Regions from separate parts of the Mus musculus genome. Here region 1 is linked to region 2. Evidence: chromatin loops called from intact Hi-C (ENCODE). Cell type or tissue: heart. All regions are shown on one strand. Each heading gives the region's core, and the rest is flanking DNA. Links, peaks and the distances in the headings are about the cores only. Region 1 has its middle 79 kb from the start of Mrpl15. Region 2 overlaps Gm37323 (a long non-coding RNA gene).

Evidence for each region. Hi-C counts contacts between places; a loop is a spot of excess contacts. Peaks named below come from ENCODE experiments on the same cell type or tissue, not always from the same donor. Only the 100,000 strongest peaks of a DNase experiment are listed, where the experiment ranks them.
Region 1: a loop joins it to region 2, with 1.8 times the contacts of the local background. A loop is called at or near these places in 1 of 42 quality-filtered maps.

The regions. Positions count from the first base shown.
Region 1 is chr1:4,704,997-4,707,909 of GRCm38, reverse strand. No RefSeq gene overlaps it. Among named protein-coding and RNA genes, the nearest start is that of Mrpl15, 79 kb to the left of the region's middle. In heart, for the core only: no CTCF peak of the experiment used is centred there; a DNase peak (open chromatin) is centred at 1,459.
Region 2 is chr1:4,570,262-4,573,174 of GRCm38, reverse strand. The region is part of intron 2 of Gm37323 (a long non-coding RNA gene); the gene reads left to right. Among named protein-coding and RNA genes, the nearest start is that of Gm39586, 23 kb to the left of the region's middle. In heart, for the core only: a CTCF peak has its summit at 1,439; a DNase peak (open chromatin) is centred at 1,394; H3K4me3 peaks cover 1,135 bases; H3K27ac peaks cover 1,078 bases.

The sequences.
Region 1 (2,913 bases), core at 215-2,714, 130 kb before region 2:
GGGAAATTGGAAAGCAAATTTGAGTAGGAATAAGAAGAAATGAATAAAACTCCAGTTATTTCAAGAGACCAGCCTATCTCCTAGTAAGCTTAGATAATGATGAAAGGTTGCAGCTCTCAGAGTAACCCACAGTCCACGTTGGGGATGAGGGGTGAGTGTGTATGTAGATTTTCTATTTTCTCTAAGAGCAGAAGTCATAAGCAACAATCAGTGCAATTAAGTTAAAATGTACAATAAAAATAAAGTAAGGGGAAGAGGGGAAAGCCCAGGCAATGAAATTTGAAACATTCCTGAATTATTTACTGGCTAAGGTTAAAAATTTTAAAGTCTGATTTACAAACAGTAAATGGAGACAGGCATGGTGGCATATGTCTTTCAAGCTTGTACTCAGGAGGAAAAGGCAGATAGATCTGTGAATTTGAGGCCAGCCAGAGTAAGTTCCATGACAGCCAGAGCTACACAGAGAAACCGTGTCTTGAAAACAAACAAAATTGTAAATCAACAGTGCATGTTTCACATATGCCCATTTAATCACGGCAAGTCTGAGAGAAAAAAATTTTTTTTTTTTTGTTGTTGTTACATTTAAGTACATATGTGTGTGTGCCCATGTCTCAACCTCTCTTCTTTTCAAGGTATCAGTCATGTTGGGTTTAATCCCACATGATCTCATCTCAACCTGATCACACCTGCAGAGAATCCATTCCTAAAACAGTCCTGCCCATCAACTCTATGCAGATTTAAAACTTTTGCAGATTTTTCAGGAATGTGATAGTTTTAACATTTTCCACACATAGGGTTATGTAGAAGGACAAACGATGCAACTATACTATAATCTCTAAAATAAAAAGATCACTTAATAAAAAAAGGGGGGCGGGGGAAACCCTGGCTTGTAAACTAGGCATGATATTGCATGCCTATAATACTGTAAGCCTTCTTTCAGGAGGCCAGATTGTGAGTTCCAGGTCAGGTTGGGCTACTTAAGACCTGTCTGGAGAAAAAAAGTTGAGCTAGATGTTGTCATTACTCTCTGCCATGGAAACACTTACATTCATTTAGGATAGCAAGCTAATGGATATTAGCAACTGTTTCAAATGCACCGCCAAGGCAGTGCCTGCCTTGGAGTCTGTTTTAAGCTATGATAGTTTAGTGATACAAACCAACTTGGCCAGTAGGTCTATTTATTTATTTATTTATTTATTTTTAAGTAAAAGCCAGAGAAAGGAGCCAGCTAAGTTCAAGGCTGTTCAGATTGTATCATTTTCTGGAACCCATCTTTATTGTTTGGGGTGAGAAGTTGAAGGTTTATTTTTATGTGGCTCTGTTTTTAGCTGCTTACCAGTGCTGAGGCTTGTGGTGGAAGCCCCTTTGTGTGACACATCCCCTGCTTCATTTGTCCCTGGAGCATACCATGTGCCAAGTCATCACTTGTCCCCGGCTAGTTGGCTTGTGTGACAGAGGAAACATCTTGATAACTCACTGAGACGGTTTATGTCAGAGAGAGTCACAGGTTCTCGGACCTCACGGCATCCTTAGGGGTAAGGGAGGAGCCAAGGCCTTCTAACTTGCTTGGCCAGGACTGTTGCTCATCACACCTGATTACACAACTGTGTCATTCAGCTGCCATTTTCTCAGACTTTTATGCAGTGGTATTTGGTAATGACGTCAATTCTTTTCCTGTCTGACCCCTAAGATTACAGTGACTCAGTGCTGGCTAGTCAACCTTAAAGATTAAATCGAGGACATTGGCTTAATGATTTTAGCAGTAAGTGTAAAGGATTTCTCGAGTATGGGGATCATACTACAAAATAGAGCTGAAAATTTTGTTTTATCTTAAAGAGAAATTAGTACAGCTGAAAACAAATCTTAGGATTGTATTTTCCTTCCTTCTTTCCTTCTTTCTTTCCTTCCTTTTGACAAAGCCTTGCTATGTATAGTTCCAACTCTTTCTTTTAACTTTTTTTTAAAAAATTTACTTATTTTAAACTCCAGATTTTATTCCCCTCCTGGTTCACCCTCCGACTGTTCCACATCCCAAATCCCCCCCCTGCCCCCATCTCCACGCAGATGTCCCACCCCCTACTCACACCCCACCAGACCTGGGGCCTCCAGTCTCTTGAGGGCTAGGTGCATCTTCTCTGACTAAACCTAGACCTGGCAGTCCTCTACCCTATATGTTTTGGAGGCCTCATATCAGCTGGTGTATGCTGCCTGGTTGGTGTTCCAGTATGGAAATCTCTGGGGTCCAGATTAATTGAGACTGCAGGTCCTCCCACAGTGTCACCCTCCATCTCAGCTTCTTCCAGCTTTTCCCTAATTCAACCAGAGGGGTCAGCAACTTCTGTCCATTGGTTGAGTACAAATACCTGCATCTGATTCTTTCAGCTGCTTGTTGGGTCTTTCGGAGGGCAGTCACAATAGGCCCCTTTTGATGAGCGCTTCATAGGCTCCGTAATAGTGTCAGGTCTTGGGGCTTCCCCTTGAGATGGATCCCACTTCAGGCCTGTCATTGGACCTTCTTTTCCTCAGGCTCCTCTCCATTTTCATTCCTGAAGTTCTTTCAGACAGGAACAACTATGGGTCAGAGTTTTGACTGTGGGGTGGCAACCCCATCCCTCACTTGATACCCTGTCTTTCTGCTGGAGGTGGGCTCTACAAGTTCCCTCTCCCCAATGTAGGACACTTCATCCAAGGTCCCTCCCTTTGAGTCCTAAGAGTCTCACCTTTCAGGACTCTGGTACATTCTGGAGGGTCTCCTCAACCTCCTTCCTCCCAAGGTTGCATATTTCCATTCTTTCTTCTGGTCCTCAGGGATTTCAGTCCTTTACCCCCACTCAATACACTATCGTGTTCCCCTCTCTTGCTGGCTTAGAATTTGCTATGTAAAACCAGGTTGACATTGAACTTGTGTTTCTC
Region 2 (2,913 bases), core at 247-2,746:
CCAATGGATATTTTCCTGTTGTAGAGGAACTGCTTTTAGAAACATCTCAGTAACTCAAAAGGTACCTACTCTGCCCTTTATAGATGAGAAAACTGGATAATGGCTTAGTGGTACAGTGTTTGCTTAGTGTTTCCAAGGCCCTGGGTTCAATCTCCAGCATTTTGAATATAAGGTAATAGACTTTTAGATACCTTTTTTTTTCTATTTGTAAAATTATAACAAACAAAATTAAAACAGGGTACTGGAGAGATGGCTCAGAGGTTAAAAGAACTGGCTGCTCTTCCAAAGGACTCTGGGTTCAATTCCCAGAACCCACATGGCAACTCACAACTGTCTGTAACTCTAGCTCCAGAGGATCCAACACCCTCACACAGACAAAGCAGGCAAAACACCAATGCATATAAAATAGAAATAAATTATTTTAAAAAGAAAGAAACCTGAGGCAGTAAAGTAATTATTTTACCTCCTATATCATGAAATCATTTACTGGCTTCTGAAAGAACCATTTGCTCCTTTTCACTCTGAGGAACTTTCTGAAGGGAAGGAACTTTCTGGTACTCCATCTTATTGGGAATGTTCTACTAGGAGCAGAATTCTTACATTGCTTGTCCATCTGTTGAAGGTTTTAGGAGGAAACTGTCGACATAAATCTGACTTCTGTAGATTTGAGTTATAATCTGGACACGACTAGAAAGGAAATCTTAATAAATATATTAAGTTTTATTTTATATATATGTGAGTGTTTTATTGTGGAAATGTCACCAAGCATTTTGATCCCATTTTCCCAGAGAAACTTGACAGCCTGAAGAATAGGGAAGCGGGAGGAGGGGAGAACAAAAATCAAAGCCCCAGCCTTGAACTCCTTTGTGTTTAGAACAATGTCTAGTTGAAATCAAACAATATTGCTGCTAAATATGTCTAGAATCGTCCTTGGTGAGGGCTCCCGTCATACTTGATGGAAGGCTGCACAGAAGAGGCAGGTGTTGGCAAAGGTGATGAGAGAGCCCAGCGTTGCAGTGCGGGCAGCAGGGCTCAGCAAGATACTGTATCTTTGCAATAACTCTGTCATCGCTCCTGCAGGCCTGCAGCTTTAAAATTCCGCGCCAGCGCTCAGTGAGCTGAGAACAAAAGCCCGGCCAGGCCGGGTGGGCGCAGCTCGTAAAAGAGAAGTCACGAAGTCTGGTGCTGTGGCCAGGTTTCCTGCGGAGGACTAGGCGTGGCCGCGCCTCCGGGAGGGGACAGGAGAGGACGGGAGGGGACGGGAGGGGACGGGAGGGGACGCGCGCCTCCCGGCAGGCTGCATTACTGACTGGCTCGCAGCCAGGGAGCCCGACGCCAGCGCGGCCCGGCGGTGGGAGCGGTCGCCGCGCCGGGACACAATGGCATTATCTCGGGCCAGCCGCGGCTGCAGAAACGCGCGCTTCCTGTCCTTGCCCCGCGGCACAAACTGTCCGCCAGGCGCTCGCCGCCCCGCAGGGCAGAGACGGCTTGTAGCACCTTTTCCCTGGGAACTGCAGACGCTGCAGCGCAGCGGCCCATTGTGCTCACCCCACCCCGGGAAGGAGCACAGTCCCACTCGCTTGTAGAGCTCCCTCGCTCCCAGAGCAGCTGGCGAAGCTTCCTATGGAGAGCTGACTCAAGGGGTTTTAAATACTTAGATACCTTCCTCAGCCTAAGCATCTTGCGTTCTTTTTCCCACTCATAAGGGTTTGTTTGTTTCGGGCAAGGTCTTTCTGTGTTGCTCAAACTGGTCTGGCACTTGTGATCATCTAGCCTGGGCCTTGCTTCTGCAGGAAAAGTGGGCAATGTGACTCACAACACTTACTGTTGGTGCCTAGTGGTCAGCTTTTAGGGTATTTAATTTACAGTGCTTGAGGTGGATCCCAGGGCCTTGCGCCTTCTAGCTCTCCATCACTCCTGGCCACTGACCTTTAGTATATTTGAGTTATTTTCAAATTTATGGAACTGTAAAGCAAAGGTATGGATTAAACTATAAACTTTTAAAAAGCCATTAAGTCCTCTTAGTAGCATTGTGTCAAGGGAAAAAAAAAAAAAACCCAAGAGACTAAGGTGGATTTTTTCTTAATATTAAAAATTATTTGATGTTCTCGGGCTTGGCATATTTTAATTAGGTTATGAGCATTTAGCAGTAACCTTTGCTAGAAAGTTTTGAACTTTGAGCTGCCTGTTCTCAGAAGTCAACAGTTTAATCCAACTGTTACCAGAAAAGCTCTCAAACTTCTGCTTCTGGATCTGCAAGTTATTGGCAGGCTGATGTTGACCGGAACCAGAACTTGGAAGAAGATGATGTTCACTGAAAGAAGTTTGGGACCCTTGGCTGGAGGATGAAACGGAACCCTGTAGGCTGAGATATTTGCTTTGTGCTTCTTGGGATTCCTCTCGGTGCAGTGCAAACCTGATTTTAGATAGAACTGAGGATAACAACTTCTCCCAATACATGGCCTTGACAGTGGTGACACTAGCTGATGGATGCATAGATGACTATGAGGCCTTCCTGGGCAAATGGCAGACCTCAGCTAAAAAACAAACTCAGAGATCCACCTGCCTCTACCCAAGTGCTGGAATGAAAGATACGTGCCGCCACCACCTGGGTATTATTTGTCTAAATCCTCATGTGAACACATTTTAAGTTTTGGACACATACACACACATTCACACACATACAGAGGGTTGACTTATGGGTTACATGGTATTTAATTTTTGAGAACTGTTTTCCAAACAAACAACCTCATTTTCAAGTCTCATTTGGATTTATCAACACCCTCACTAGAATTTTTTTTTTTTGCCAGTCATTTTTATTACATTAGGCTCTTGATTTGTTTCTATAACCTGTTTGCAGAATATTTAGCTTCTGAAGTTCCTGTTTCTAGTCTCTGTCCCTGGCGTTCACAA